2 separate regions of the Mus musculus genome follow, and region 2 is linked to region 1. A link is a loop called in an ENCODE intact Hi-C map of the cell type or tissue named here. Cell type or tissue: heart. All regions are shown on one strand.

Region 1 (8,000 bases):
GAGTAAATAAAAGAACATGTATGTGTAAGAGGTCATCTTTAGGAGGATGAGTAGGTCGCCTCTTCTATACATCTAAGGAAAATGTTTCTTCCTTTCCAAACAATGATTAACTGCCTCTAGATGTTCAGGGAGGGGTGTTCCTCATGGGTCCCTTGCCCTTTCCACAAAGGAATGTTGATAGGCTGCTCAGATTTCAAGAGTGCAAATACCATGCCGTGCCCAAAAGACGGTTCCACACCATCCTACCTCTTTCTCAGGCTCTTACCCCTTTTCTACCTCCTCTTCTGCAGTGTTCCCTAAGCCTTGGAGACAGTCAAGTAGATGTTTTATCCAGGGCTGAGTGTTCAAGTATCCCTTATTCTCAGAGCTTAGACCATCTATGAGTCACTTCTGTAACTGGAGCCCACAGAGAAAAGAAGCTTCTATGACCAAAACCGGCGTCAGCGTGGGAGCACAGTAGAAGGTGAATTGACAAGCATATCCTGTTAATTCATGAAAACAACTGCAGGAGCTTCCTGACTAGATCTTAGCACCAGCTCAGCCACAGCATTTTGACTAGGTTTCCAATACAACACATTAATTTTATCCCATGGAACAGACTTCAGATCCAATCAGGAAGCAGTTGGCTACCAGGTAACAGGCAAGCCACTACTGTACCAGTGAGGACTACCTGGAAGGTAGTGTCATTTGCAGGGACCACAGCTGAGTAAGACTGTTGGTGACATTTCTTCCCCCAGAAGCCTCCTTACCACATTCCAGCACAGGCTAGGCAGTAGGGCAGAAGCTATTAGCTTTGTTCTGGATTTATTTCTCTACGCCCTACATATTTTTCCGTGTCAAAGTATGTGGTATTTTCCGCAATTCACCTGATTCATTTTCACATGGGTATACTCTCCAGGTTGTTTAGTACACATTGGAAATCAATATCGAATGTCAGTTAATAGTTCTTTAGTCAAGACTCAATCCCAGTGACAAAGTGGCCTATCAGTCAAAACTAAATACTGATATATACAGAGGCTATGAAGGTTAAAAGGATGCATTGCTTCTCTTAAAAACTCAGTGCCAGTGAGGAAAACACAGAGATCTAGGGCCAGAAGACTGCTATATTGGTAACTTTTACTGTTCATTTTGGCTTACAGTTCTAGGGATACAGTCCAGTCCTTCACACCAAACAACATATGGCAGAAGGTGATCATGTTGTACCTGCAGCCAGTGAGGAGGGTGGGAGAAATGCCTATATGCAGCCTACATTCTCCTTCTATTTATTAATTCTGTCCAAAAGCCCAGGCTATGACATAGTAATATTCATATTTAAAATGAGTCTCCAATCCTAAATTATTCTCATCTAGATAATCCCTCACAAACATTCCTATAGATTTATATCCATGGAGCCTTTGGTGGATTGGTTCTTTTGTTTAAAACATATTTAGTCTATTTCCCCAGTGCAGGACATAAAGTTTCTCTTTTAGAATTACAGCCTTAGAAGCAACTTTAAGTTTTCTCCAATCTTTTTTCTTCCAACAAATTACAGACTTTTCAAATTGTTCTGTCCCATGTGTTGCTTGTTTCCAGTATAAGCCTGGTTTCGAGTAGTGATCAGTAACCATGCTACAGCTTGAGTGGTAGCCTACTTTGAATTTTCTTCAAGAAGAAATACTAGTCCATTACTTCCAGGTTCAGCTTCACTCAGGTTCTCATAACATGAGAAAATGCAGCCAGATTCTTAGCCAGAATATAACTTGAGCGGTCTTTGTACCAGCTCCAAAAAGAGTCCTCATCTCCCCTTTGAAATTTCATGAGATACGCTTCCAATGTCTATATTTCTCTCAGCCTTCTTGTCTTCTGAACTCCTATTAGAATACCCCAGCAGTGTCTCCTCACAGCATTTGAAGGCTTTTCCAGAGCAAAATTCAAAGATCTTCTATATACCTCCTGAAGACCCATTTCATGGGTCTACAACCACTAAATAAAGGTCTCACATCAATAACCCCACTTCTGGTATTAAATCTTCTATATTAGTTACTTACTCAAAGCTGTGACAAAGATAGATAGATAGATAGATAGATAGATAGATAGATAGATAGATAGATAAACCCGATTAAAAAACAGACACAAACAAAACCCAAAACCTTATTTTTCTTACAGTTTCAGAGGGAGGCAGTCCATACAGGCAATGCAAGCATGGCAGGAAAAACAGGAAGTGGCTGGTTTGGTCACATTGAATTCACAGTTACAAAGCCAACAGTGATGAATGTTTGCATTCAGCTTGCTTTTTCTTTTTTATTCAACCTGGAACCCCAGCCTATATAATAATACCATTCACACTAGGTTTTCCATTTTAGCTGAGGCAATCTACATCACTTACCATAGAAATGCTGAGATATGTTTCCACGATAACTCTAGAGCCCATCAAGTTGACAATCAAAATAAACTGTCAGTGTAAAGGGAGGCTGACAATTGAACAATATGAGAACACTTTTGTGTTACATATATTCAAAACAATAATGAATAATTTTGCATAGAGTAGTTGAATATATATATATATATTTTCATTTTACGTGCATGTGTGCCAGATCCCCCTGGAACTGAGTTTACAGATGGCTGTGAGCCACTATGTGTGTGTTGAGATCCAAACCCAGGCCCTCTGTAAGAGTACTGGGTACTATCAACTCTGAGCCATCTCTCCAGCCCTAGAGAATACTTTTCCTCTTAAGAACATAAGTCTTAAAGAACAAAATTTAGCAATAATTTTTAATCAGGAGATAGAAAATGCCACATAACACATTTTAGTCACTGAAACAGTTCATGGTAAGCCAATAGAAGTCGAATTTAATGCAGAACAAAGTAATTTTTACTCCTGACTCCTTATTACCATAACTTAAAAACTTGAATTCTTTAAGAATAAAAATAATAGACGTATTAACATATATGTCACTGTTGATTTAGTCTGTTATGAGTCTTACCCTCAACAGAGTGCTAATAGCATTTAGAATTTTAGATAAATAAGTACTTATTTTGAATGACTGACATTTTGGTCTTTGATAAGGGTGCTGTTCCCAGACACGGCTCCCTCTGAGGTCCACTACGGAGCTCTTTCTGGATCTTTCCCTGGGGTTTGACTATTAGCAGCAGCTGCTGGAGAAAATAATCCATACGAATCCATTCAACTGCAAAGCTTAGGATCCTCTGGAGGATTACGGGATCCAGTGGTCCTGGGAGCAAAGGGCCAACAGAATAAATACTTGGTAGGTTCTGATGGCTCTGTTTTATGGGTTCTAGCATCAGTTCCCGCACAACTCAACCCAAAGGGATATAATCAGGGGCAGCCAGGCTGTGTTTTAGAATGATAAAAATCCTCCTCCTTGGAGCTGGGGAGATATCATTCCATTGTTTTCTACTTTAAATTGGATGATTTTGATTCCATTGTAGATCAGGGGAGAGCACTCTTTTCAAGTAAAAACCCTAGCTTCTGTGAAATTTGGAATGTAAGAAAGCCTTTCTCATCGTTCTTAAACTGCATTATTTCTAATGGTTACTTATTTCAGATTGAATTAAGTCAAGCTTAGTAGAAAAGGATTTTTATGTCTCTTCTTATTTGCATTTGTTTGTCAAAATCTCTTTAAAGCGATTTATAGGGTAATCTTCCAAAAATTCTCTTATGTTTGACTTATTTGTAAAAGCGATACATTTGTGTCGATGTTTTATGTTTTACATTTTTTTTTCCAGCCCATTTAAAAACCTCACTTCTCTCTAGTCAATCCTTAAACAGTTGGGGAAAAAAAAATCATGTTCTCGATTTCACATGAAATACAAGAGTGCCCTCTCTTGTCCACCACAGAGTAATACAGCTGAAAAGGAAAGGTCCTCTTTAGTGACAAGGAACTGATAGAGGCATCTCTAATAATAAATACACCTTAGATTTTAATAAGAAAAGGGAGATTTATTGCAAGAAAACCACAATGCAAGGAGGGCTGAGTCTCAAGAGGTAGATACACTGAGTCTGAATAGACCTAGGAGTTAGAATGCGTTTCATTTTCAAAGTCACTGAAATATTTGCACTGTTAGGGAGATAGCAATCCCTCTGATATGTATCTATAAATAATAACATGTTGACTTTTCACTTTTAAAATCACTGAAATAAAAGCAACGGAAATATGATGTTGGTAGCTATTGTTGTTGTCAATACAGGATTGCACAAACTGTGCCACACCTGCTGAAGGGAGTTTTTGTTGCCCCATCTCCCTTGGGAAGCCATTGAAACAAACAAAATGTATCTAGGTCTTTGTGTTAGCTAGGAAAGACCAACCTGGTGTAGAGATTTCCTGGTCAGGTCAGACAGAATGTACTAGTGGAGACCAGAGTCCCTGCCACGTTCCAAGAGAGGCACAAGGGATACTATGCTGTGGTTTTGATTGGCTTTCCCAGAAGTTTAAAGTGAAAAAGCAACCACACTGTGTTCATGTTTCCTGGAATCTCAGATGAGGCAGTTATACCAATAAATCCTTCACCTTCTATGAAAGATGTTTCCTTAAAGCATGAAGGGAAGTTGTATTTATTAGAGGGATTTGGGGGAAAGACAGCACAAGTTTTTAAATCTAAGATTACTCCTTGCTCAGCTCCCCCTGACACATACACCCCACACTCTAGCAGTGTTTTATGCTCCTGTCAAGCGCTGCTCACTGACAAATCTTAGTCCTACAACCACTCCCCATGGTTTGAGATCTATCCCAAGACAGAAGTAACCTCTGAGGATCAGAGTCGCCCACACAGGACATAGTGAGCTTCTCCATAGGTGGCTGTAGCTGTTTGCAGAGTCTAAGGTCACGTGTGCACAGAACATCTGGTGCTCATTTCCTTCTGAGATATGCTGCCGCTGCTGCCGCCGCTGCTGCCACCATCTGAATAACGGATCACTCTGAAGCTCTGTGTAGCTGCGTAAGAACTGGATCACTCACTACCACGGGGGTCTCCCTATGGCTATTGTGAATCCCACAGCTCTCCTGTGTGACAGAAGCTATTGTCATCTTCCCTTTACCCAGAGTAGTGAGCATCACCTAGATCACATATCCAGATTTACTGGCTGGAAGTTGAGTTTGAACACAGATCAAGGAATTGAGTGGTAGGCTTGTCCTGTCCTAACTGTTCTCACCTCCCAAACTCATATCTGCTCTTCAAAGCTCTGATCTTCAACAATGTTGCTTCATGAGTTGTTCCCCCTCTCTCATTCTCTCTCTCTCTCTGTGTGCGTGTGTATGTGTGTGTATGTGTGTGTATGTTCCAAACAGCATCATCCTTAGCTATCTTTTTTAGTGGTTGTTTTATTATTTATCTATTTGCATATTTTTTTCTCCAAAGGGTTTCTTTGTGTAGCCCTGGCTGTCCTGGATATCACTCTGTAGACCAGGCTGGCCTCAAACTCAGAAATCCGACTGCCTCCACCTCCCAAGTGCTGGGATTAAAGGCGTGCACCACCACTGCCTGGCTCACACATGCGTTTCTTATAGGAAAGGGCACTTACCTATAGAGTGATGAGGCGTAAAACAGCGTCTTAAGTAGGTTGACTTATCATCAAGGTATCTATCCATTCTGCCAGTACTTACTAAGACCTGATGATCCTAGGTGCCAGGTGTACAGCAGTAGATGAGTAAGGTCAACTACATGCATAGTTTTAAAACTAATGAATTGAATATGAGGAGAGCTCTAGACATAATTTTAATTAATGCCCCACTTTGTTGGTAATTATCAGCTTTTAGTAGAAAGGTAGCTTGCCAATCTATTTTTTTGTCCTTATTGATGGACTAATTGAGAACATAATTACAGCTCATTAAGAGTTTTCTGAAGATCTATAGAAGGATCATCAAGATACAAACAGAAGTATCTTTTAAAAAGGGAGAAAGCAAGTGATAGGGGCCAATAGGGGAAAATATAGAATCTTTCTGATTTTTTTTAATTTGGGTAATCTATTGGAATGAGTTACAAATTGAAAATATTTGGCAGATGCGGATTTATTAACAACTAAAGAAATGAATCCGAGTGCAGCTCCGTTTTATCCGCACAGTAGATCAATATATTTTGCAGGCTGCTATTTCCTGGATAGGTCTGGCTTAGTATCATTGCTTTATAGAGTAAGGTATTTTTCCTTTTTGTTTTGTTTTGTTTTTCCCCTCGAGAACTCTCATCAAGGTATTGTCTATCTGACAATGTAAATCAGATGGAATTAAAGTCACCTCCATTGATTCGCCTATGAGGGATGAGATCTGGAGATTGACAGTTGGAGTCAGCCAATGAGCAACTGCCTTGTCACTGTGCTTACTGAGACGTGGGCTTTGCTTTTATGGGTTAGCCCATCTGTCTTAGTCAGGGTTTCTATTCCTGCACAGACATCATGGCCAAGAAGCAATTTGGGGAGGAAAGGGTTTATTCAGCTTACACTTTCCACACTGCTGTTCATCACCAAAGGAAGTCAGGACTGGGACTCAAGCAGGTCAGGAAGCAGGAGCTGATGCAGAGGCCATGGAGGGATGTTTCTTACTGGCTTGCTTCCCCTGGCTTTCTCAGTTTGCTTTCTTATAGAGCCCAAGACTACCAGCCCAGGGATGGCACCACCCACAAGGGGCCCTTCCCCCTTGATCACTAATTGAGAAAATGCCCCACAGCTGGATCTCATGAAGACATTTCCTCACCTGAAGCTCCTTTCTCTGTGATAACTCCAGCCTGTGTCAAGTTGACACACAAAACCAGCCAGTACACCATCTCAATGGATAATTTCAAGCAAATCCAAATTGTTAAACAAAAAAGTGAAATAATAAAATAATCTGGCAAAACATAAGGGTGGGAAAGAATGCTGGTTCCTCTCCCTAGACTTATTTCACAGGAAGGACATATATCAGACAATAAAGAACTATAATTCAACCTCCTTGGCCAGAGTAGGCAGTCTTTTTTTTTTTTTTTTAATATTGCTCCTGAAAGAAAATGACCTTTCTGACATTCTTCATTTACTCCTTCCTAACCAAACCTGAGAACATGTAGCATGGCCACAGTTTTATGACGTGAATCATCAGGTGAAGTGGGAGAAGATTGCACAACACAAAGCTCCACACTCCCTTCTCTCAGGAGGCATGCGTTGGCATCTTTCACTACTTTGCCCTGGGTTTCAGCTTCCTGGTGGCCTACACCCTTGTTTCTCTACCTTCTCTAGCCTTTCCTACAGACTGGAGTGCCCATGTGGTACAACATGTATAACAACATGTGGGCCAAAATGAGCTCATGCTAATTAACCCACAATATGTAATTCCACAGGAATTTTATGATAATTGAGCAGTGATTCTTATAAACCTATTTAAAAATTGTATCTAGAAAGCAAATTATAGCACAATATCCCCCAAGGCTCTTAATAACGTTGACTATTTTTAGGAAATCCAACCCCCTCTGGGTACACCAACACTTTAACTCAGTGGTCTTGACAAGCAAAATGGCGAAAAGCGGCAGAGATTCTTAAAACCTATTTTTAGTCTAAATTAGGGTTTATCACAAGCGATGCGTCCTAATCAAGCACACTACAATATTCAACAGAATTGGAGTGAGGTGGGCAGATAACACAATGGGACACAGATAATTGTACAAATATACATTTCTCTGTGGTTTCACCCTGTTTGTCCTTCCTCAGCTAACCTGGTAAGTGCTTCACCTTCCTGTGGGTAGCTCAGCATGCTTCGATCTGGGCGTAAATGGGCTGCAGAAGGGGGGTGCTATTCAGGTGCCTATCAGGACTGAGAAAGGCATCCCATCCATGCAGAGACTGTCCCACCTGGGGATCCATCCCACACACAATCACCAAACCCAGACACTATTGTAGATGCCAACAAGTGCTTGCTGACAGGAGCCTGATACAGCTGTCTCCTGAGAGGCTTTGCCAGTGCCTGACAAATACAGAAGTTGATGCTCACAGCCATCCATTGGACTGAGCACAGGGTTCCCAATTAAGGAGCTAGAGGAAGAAC
Region 2 (8,000 bases), 950 kb before region 1:
TTCTGAGGCTGAGCACACAGTGCTCTTGCAGAAACCTGGTGGATGCCGGGGCTGCCCATCCCCCTTCCTTGCCCTCTCACGCACTTAGGAGGGGCTTATGTCACCAACCAAGGTAAGATTTTACTCATTTTAGTTTTGTTTAACAGGGCATCCACGATTTCTGTTTTCCTACGTGGTCTCCACTGTCACTGTCCACAAGGTGGCTCACAACCATCTGTAACTCCAATGCCCAGGATCTGACACCCTGTTCGGACTTCTGCAGGCACCAGACCACACATTTGGTGCACAGACATATATGCAGGCAAAACACTCAAACACACAAAGTAAGTCTAAACAACAACAACAAAATTAAAACATCACACCAGGCAAGGAGCTGTAAGCTTATAGTTCCAGCACTTGGAAGTCAGAGGAAACAGGATCCAGCCTTGGCTCCAAAGCAAGACTGTCTCAGGAAAAACGAAATCATAATTTGAGAATCTCCAATTCATTCAGTTGCTTAACTGGTCCACACATAGAGTACATCCCAGAGTCAGGAGTCAGGAGCAGCTCAGCTGTTAACTGACCTGTAACAGTCACACTTTGCTCTGCACAGAACCCTGCAGAAAATGTTAACAAACACTATACACCTTAGAAGAAAAGAAAAATGTTCCTCAAGGAAAGAAAATGAAATCTACCTAAAAGCAGACTCAAGAAGCAGTCATGCTTACAATACCTGGACTCAGGAGGTGGAAGCAAATGGTCAGGAGGCCAGCGTCACTCTTAGCTAGACAGCAAGTTTGAGATCTGTGATCTATGATCCACAAGACCCAACGCTGTCTCAGAGACAACAACAAAGCAAAACTAAAACAGTTCACCCGCTCCCCACACGTTACTAAGTACAGCTTGGCTATGGGTGTCACACTCTGGTAGCATCATGCAGACTACAGCACGCAAGGTGACAAGATGAAGCATGCAGTCTCTACCCCTCAGCACCAAGAACAGAAACAACTGCAGAAGAATGAAAAGAAATCCACTGGAAGCTTCTACGTTGCAGGAACTGATGGCTAACGTTTACTAAGCTTTCAGAGGGAAGCAGCCATTCTGGTAATTCTGGCCCAAGTGAACAGTGGGATTGTCATCATGCTCTGGAAATGTGCTTTATCTGAATTCAATAGCAAGATAAATGCTACCAAAAAAGAGTTTTAAAATAAAACCTATTTTCCATATAACAAGAGGAAATCTCTAGATAATTCAAAGAACACCAACGGGCTCTCCTAATCCAGGAGAGAATAATATAAGCAGGAGGCACAGCACTGCCTGCCCATGGGCACAAGGACACCTCAGCATGGCAGGGACTGGGAGCTGGGCACACAATCCTGGGGCCCAGCAGGATCCCGCAGACCACTCACAAAGAGAGGAGCCCTGGACTACAAAGGGGTTAGATTTTGTTGCAGACAACAGGGATCCAGCTCCCTTGGCAGGCTTCCTACCCAGCCACCCCTCAAGTCCTTCTAGATAGCTCTCCAACTTCCTATGTCCTAAGCTACTGACTGGAGTAGTAATGGATGGTTTTGACTGTCAACCTGACATAATGCACAGTGAACAAGAAGGCCATCTCAGGAGGAAAACTGCCAAGGTTAGATTGGCCTTCAACTGCGATAGTTTCCTCTCATCAACTCCTGACATGAGGCCTTCACGAAATGTCAAGTCTTGTCATTCTCTACCCAAGGTCACTACTGCAAACATTACCAGGCAAGCTCTGAAACACAAGAGTGTCACCATCCTGACTCGAGAATGCAGTAACTGGCATGGTCCTGGCAAACAGTGTGAGTTTAAATTAACCATTACGTAGTGAGCCTCAAACTCTCTTGCTCTCAAAGGACAAGTCAGGCCATCCCAGGTTCTCCTCCAGCAATGTCTCAGGACTGTGACTGCCTTACCTACTCGTATCAATACTTGATTCCTCCCTGAAGGCAAGAGCAGGATGGGATACAATCCAATACAGCCTTCCTCACGCAGTGACTTAAAAGGTTACACTCCTTCAGTAAGGATGTCTTTACCCTCCGCTTCCCCTAACACCTCCAGGCTAAAGATAACACAATCCTTCCTTAGCTGTCACATCCCCTCCAAGAGTGTTGTAGCACACTACCTTTTGGGTTTTTTAATATTTTATTTATTTGAGGCGGGTATACACACACAGTACACACATGGATGCCAAAGGGTCACCTGCAGGAGGCAATCATCTTCCTCCACTATGTGTCCTGAGAGCCAACGCAGTGTGAGGCATGTCAGCTCCAGTATCTTTACCAGATGAACAATCTCACCTGCCCCAGGATTTATAAATACTGGGTACTAAATACCCAGTATTAAAGATTCTAGCTTTAGATAACTGCATGTATAAACACACACTATCTGTAATGTCTAATGGAAGCCTTTTATCATCTTGTCTACATAAATTGTTGACTTGACACAGCTTAAGAGTCATCCGAGAGCAGAACACCTAGATCAGAATGGCATGTGGGCATGTTTGTGGGACTGTCGTAATGAACAGTGTGGGAGGTACCACCCAGAGGTAGGAGGGCCTTGGCTCTATAAGGGCAGCTGAGGTAAGCATGCAAGAAATCCAGCAAGCAGCACTTGTCCATGTTCCTGCCTTGAGTCCCTCCCCTGCCGTCCTTCAGAAATGGACTGTGTGACCTGGAAGTACAAACCAAATACACCCTTTCCTCCCAAGCTGCAGTAGTCAGGATATTCTATCAACCTAGAACACACCTAGGTATCAATTTATCAGTTAAGCTCAACCACAAATTCCTCTAAAAGCTATAGCTTATCTTAATAACATTTGGAAAAATTGAGCATTTACACATAGTATTATTAAAGTTAATAAGTAAAAGATGAGAAAAGGAAGAGAAAACCCAACCAGAAAAATCAACTTAGTTATATGATACTGAAATACAGGAAAAGAAAGTTTTATACAGTGAAATGTTTGATCATCTACTATCTAATCTTACCTACTCTCATCTACTAATTAAATATTAAGGGCCTACCTAAAAGCCGCTTCCCAAAAGCAGTTCATTCCACAAACATCAGAGGGCAGCATCCAATAGGGATTCCAGTAACTCAGAGAGAACTCTTTACACCTGACAGTGGAAGAAATAACAGGCCTGGTGAGCATTCACATTAGGCACTACCGAGGAATTTCCTGAATAACAATCACTTTATGCTCAGCTTTAGAGCAACCAAACTGAAAACCCAATTGCTATAGAAAAACTGAAGCATTTTCAGAAAACCAATGTCTTCTTAGGGCTCAAAATTTTAAAAAAACCCACTAGGTGAGAATATCTTATGAATAGAAATGTTTTCAGGTCAGGAACTCTTTGGAAACATTAAGATCTCCTCCCTCTGACTAAGACACCGATACATCTTATCTTTTTCTTCTTAGATTATGGGTACTATCTTAGAAAATTCATTTCACCAACATCTGTTTATAACAAAAATAAAATGTCACAAATGCAGGTATAATGGGAGAAAAGAATCATTAAATACATTCCAATTGATTGACTGAAATTACTCATGCGGTGTTTCAAGCTGGCCACGAGACCCGGCGCTGACAGCCTTCACGCCTACCCCTGCTTCGCTGCGCTGCGCTGCGCTCCAAACGCTGAGCTGAGGACACTGCAGCTTTCCTCCTAAGGCCGGAGAAAAGCTGGCTCATGCTGCAAAATGGTTCACGGTCACTGCCTTCCAATGCAGCCATCTGACGCTGACCACCCTTAGGGACAGAGTCGGGCACGTCAGTGACCTAGGACACCTCATCCTAGCAGCATGGGGCTCTGTCTTCTCCATGGAGTCAATTAAAAGTTACTATTCTGATATCAAAAGATCTATAAAATGTCAGACTTGCAAAACTCTTGTGTCTAATGTCCCACAAACCGCCTTGATCTATGATCTAAGACTGGAGTCCTCAGCCGGAAGTCCTATTACCATCTCTAGGAAAGGTGCATACCAGACTAATGATGAAATACGACTCTGGGACCAGGGTCTGACTGGTGATCTTTTAGATACTGCCTGTTGATTTCTGTACACTATTGTATAAACAACTACAGCACGAGAATGTTAAGATCACTAGGAAAACTTGTACTGTTACACAAGGTTTTCCTGACAGATATACCTAAGCCCACAAAGTTATATGTCTTAATTTTAAAAAGTTAGTCAGGAAAATAAATGTGTGTCTAATAATAATGCTTGTCTCTTGATTAGAAACGCCCTTTCTTATAGGCAGCCAAACTCAGTGGTACCCTAACTAATAACATATATTTCAAATTGTGTCAAATTCAAGTGCCTGAAGATCCATTTAATAAGCCTCACAAACTTTTCAGATAAAGACATTTTCAGTGTTATTTTAACAGTTTATTTACAATCAACACCTAGCATGTACCTTTGTTCTTGGCCAGGGGTAGCGGTGGAGGTGGGAAGGGTGGGCATGGGGGACTGGAACTAACCAGATTATTCCATGTCTCCTGTCAAACCGCACAACAGGGTAACAACGGAAATGAAAATAGAAATCTCAGTTTTCCAATAAAAATTACTTTGTGAAGTTGGGTGTAACAATGCCATTTTCTTTGCAGCTCTCACTTGTTTTAGACAACAAATCATTTGTGCATTGTTTCCAAAATCTGTCTGGTCCTAAGGTCACTTATTAGACCGACAGATACAGGGTCCTAGCCTCTACCTCATTAACCAAGCAGCAGCAGGGTAACTGAAGTAACCAAGGCCAAGCCTGAATGAGAAACAGTGTAGCAAGTGTAGCAAGCAAGCGTCCACACGGGACTCAGGAGTGGAGCACAAGCCTGGAATTCTGTAACCCCAGAGCATGACACAAGAACGCTCTGGTTACAGCCCCACCGAAGAACTGTTCATCAGAAGTACCGCCACTGGCTTGTCTACTATGCATAGGTATATGGACTGCTGGACCCGTTCATCCCCTCAAACGTCTAATGAGTTTTAATCTTATAAAATTTTAGAAATACACAAAGGTCTTCTCTGGATTTTGCTGGTGTCAAACAATGAGGTCAAAGTTCAGAAAGTTCAGAATGCCAATAAACTCTACAGCACTTCTATCAGCAGGCAGGTAGATTTCTTGTCTCATCCAAAATCTAGGTATATTCTTACTGTTTTAATGAATACACTGCCCTTATTTTTAAGCATGGCAACTTTTAAACTCTGCTTCTTGGCCTTTGAGCCCAGGGACACACACTTTAAGATACTTTAAGAGAAATAACATGAGCAGGTGCAAGGTAGCCATCCAAGCAGAAGGCAGCACTAAATGCCAGTTCTGTGGCAAGCTGACCTACTGGGTACTCTCCCAGTCAGCTTCTGGGCCAACTTCCTCCTATCAACACCAAGTTCTGCTTTCTCTTCCTGTTTATTCAATACATTATCAACTCAATGATCAAATATACTGGCAAACTCCAGTGAGTAAAAAGCCCAGATCACACATGTCCAGTGGGGAATGAGAAAATATCATCTTTGATATTGCAATGTGGGATACCTACCCAATTCTCCAATAGCACTCGCGTGTACTCCTACCCTCTGAGGTAAGATAGGATTTCCTATCTGGCTGGACCTCTTTAGTCTGGGTTTCAGAATGAGATGCTCAATGTAGAGTCATAGCCACAGTCTCTTAATGCTTCACAAATTGTTATTGTGGGAGCTGGGGAGATGGCTCAGTGGTTAAGAGCACTGACTGTTCTTCCAAAGGTCCCGAGTTCAAATCCCAGCAACCACATGGTGGCTCACAACCATCTGTAATGAGATCTGACAAGATCTTCTGGAGTATCTGAAGACAGCTACAGTGTACTTACATATAATAAATAAATCTTTTTAAAAAAAGAAATTGTTATAGTTTATTGTTAGTTTATAAACTACTGAAAAACTTGAGTTGTTAAAAAAGCAAGAGTAATGTAAGCCATAACTCTCTTTTAAGGCATTAACTTAGGGACTAGCAACACGGCTCCGCAGGTAAAGCGGCTTGAAGCTCATCGTGACAACCTGAGAACACTCTGGAACCCACACAGTGAAAGGAGAGAACAGACCGCTGCAGGCTGTCCTCCAACCTCCATAGTCACTAGGGCACACATATGCACACACAAAATAAGTTATTAAAAAGGTACAAGTTTAAGCCACAATATTCCATTACTTCCACTCCTAAACACTCAAGAACACTAAGATTAGCTATGTTTGTAGGAAAAATGTCTATGGCCCGGTAGAGTGATAGAAGGAGGAGATCACCTCAGGCCAGAGAATGAGTGTGAGGCTAGCCTTAGCTACAAGAGACCCTGCCCCAAGACAACAACAAAAGTAAAGGCAAATGAGTGTTCACAACACCATTATTCCTAACAGTCAAACAGTGGAAAACCACCCAAATGCCTATCAGCTAATGAACGAAATGTGTTAGATTTGTTTAATAAAATAGTACCAAGTGTAGTCATCCATTCTATGGGTGAACCCTAAAAGACAAACTAAATGAAAGAGGGTAAACTCAAACTCTACTTTCAAGGATTCAGTACGAGAAATGTTCGGGATAAGCAAATCTGCAACCACAGCAGACTTGCAGGATCGTGGGCTGCAGGGCTAAGAAACAGCGTGGGAAGGTACTACTAACAGATACAGGGCTCTTTGTGGGCAGTCAGTAAACTCTATTAAGAGCGAATGCAGACATATAAAACTTGACAGTTTTAGGGTGTTTCTTGGTTTTAACACCATGTTGGAAAACACACAGAAGAACATAGGCAAGATTTAAAATTTCCCATTGGGGGTTGAGGAGACTTCACTCAGTAAAGTGAGAAACAAGCATGAGGCCGGTCGGGATCCTCATCGCACAGGTAAAAAGCCAAACACGGCAGCACGCCTGGGACCCCAGTGCTGCAGGTGGAGACAGGAAGATCCCTGGGTCTGCTGTCCAGCCAGGCCAGCTCCACGGTCAGTGAGAAAGCTGTCTCAGAAAAAAGGCGATTGATAGAAGACATCAAATGTCAACCTCTGGTCCACATACACACATACATACATACATATATACACATATATATGTTAGACACACACACATGCACATGTGCACACAAGTATATACATGGACATATACACATGCATATACTACACGCACAGGAAAGGTTTTACGGATATGTAAGAACACACTAAGAATATGCACACCACCTACCATTATGAAAAACACAAAACAGAAACACTAAGGAAACTGCAAAGAGGATTTACCAGGTAAAGGCAGCTGCTGCTCTTGCAGAGGACCAGAGTTTGATTCCCAGCATGCACATCAGGCAGCTCAAACTGTCTGTAACTCCAGCACCCAGGGACACACAGAGTTAAATAGAAATAAATCCAGAAGAAGAGAAAGTCAAGTGGAGACGTAAGGCTTCTTTGGAGAGTCAGTTGTGCTGGATGGAAAGTCGGAGGCAGGAGGCAGGTGATCTCCTTGAGTTCCAGGACAGCCAGGGTTAAAAACAAAACAAAAACGCCTGGCACCAGCTACTTGGGAGGCTGAAATGAGGAACCTGCGTCTAGGAGATGTAGGCTGGTGTGAGTAACAGTGAGACCGGGCCAAGGACACAAGCAGACATCACTGACAGAGGCACTTCACAATTCTGCTCTCCTCAGTAACACGTCTCAGGCTTGAAGCGGACTCAAATCCAAGACCGGACGTCTTCTGCAGGGATCTGAGGAGGCCCTAAGCAAACGTGTGAAGAGCAGATGGAGTCCTGAGTGAATGTGCCTGACAAGTCAAAGAGCTAGCCTCAGATCCAGAAGAACAAGAAAGCCCCTCCCCCTTAAGCCACACCCCCTCTCCCATGAGGCTCAGGGGAGTGTGATTATAACAGGGTAGACAAGTACAATTACTGACAGTGGAGCTAAGTAAGACTGACCAGTGTGTGCTAAAACTCCCAACCCCATTTTCCTCCTCCAAGGTTTACAGTCTATGAATTCTCCACTACAGACACTGCTCACCGGCA

What was found. A loop is a pair of places that touch in the nucleus more often than their neighbours do. Peaks named below come from ENCODE experiments on the same cell type or tissue, not always from the same donor. Only the 100,000 strongest peaks of a DNase experiment are listed, where the experiment ranks them.
Region 2: it touches region 1 in a loop (9-fold over the local background); 12 of 42 quality-filtered maps call a loop at or near these places.

What each region holds. Positions count from the first base shown.
Region 1 is chr15:94,209,797-94,217,796 of GRCm38, forward strand. No RefSeq gene overlaps it. Among named protein-coding and RNA genes, the nearest start is that of D630010B17Rik, 33 kb to the right of the region's middle. In heart, a CTCF peak has its summit at 3,826 (motif pointing left); no DNase peak of the experiment used is centred here; H3K27ac peaks cover 1,225 bases.
Region 2 is chr15:93,262,845-93,270,844 of GRCm38, forward strand. All of the region lies in intron 1 of Gxylt1 (glucoside xylosyltransferase 1), which reads right to left. Among named protein-coding and RNA genes, the nearest start is that of Gxylt1, 8.3 kb to the right of the region's middle. In heart, CTCF peaks have their summits at 186 (motif pointing right) and 3,065 (motif pointing right); a DNase peak (open chromatin) is centred at 7,637.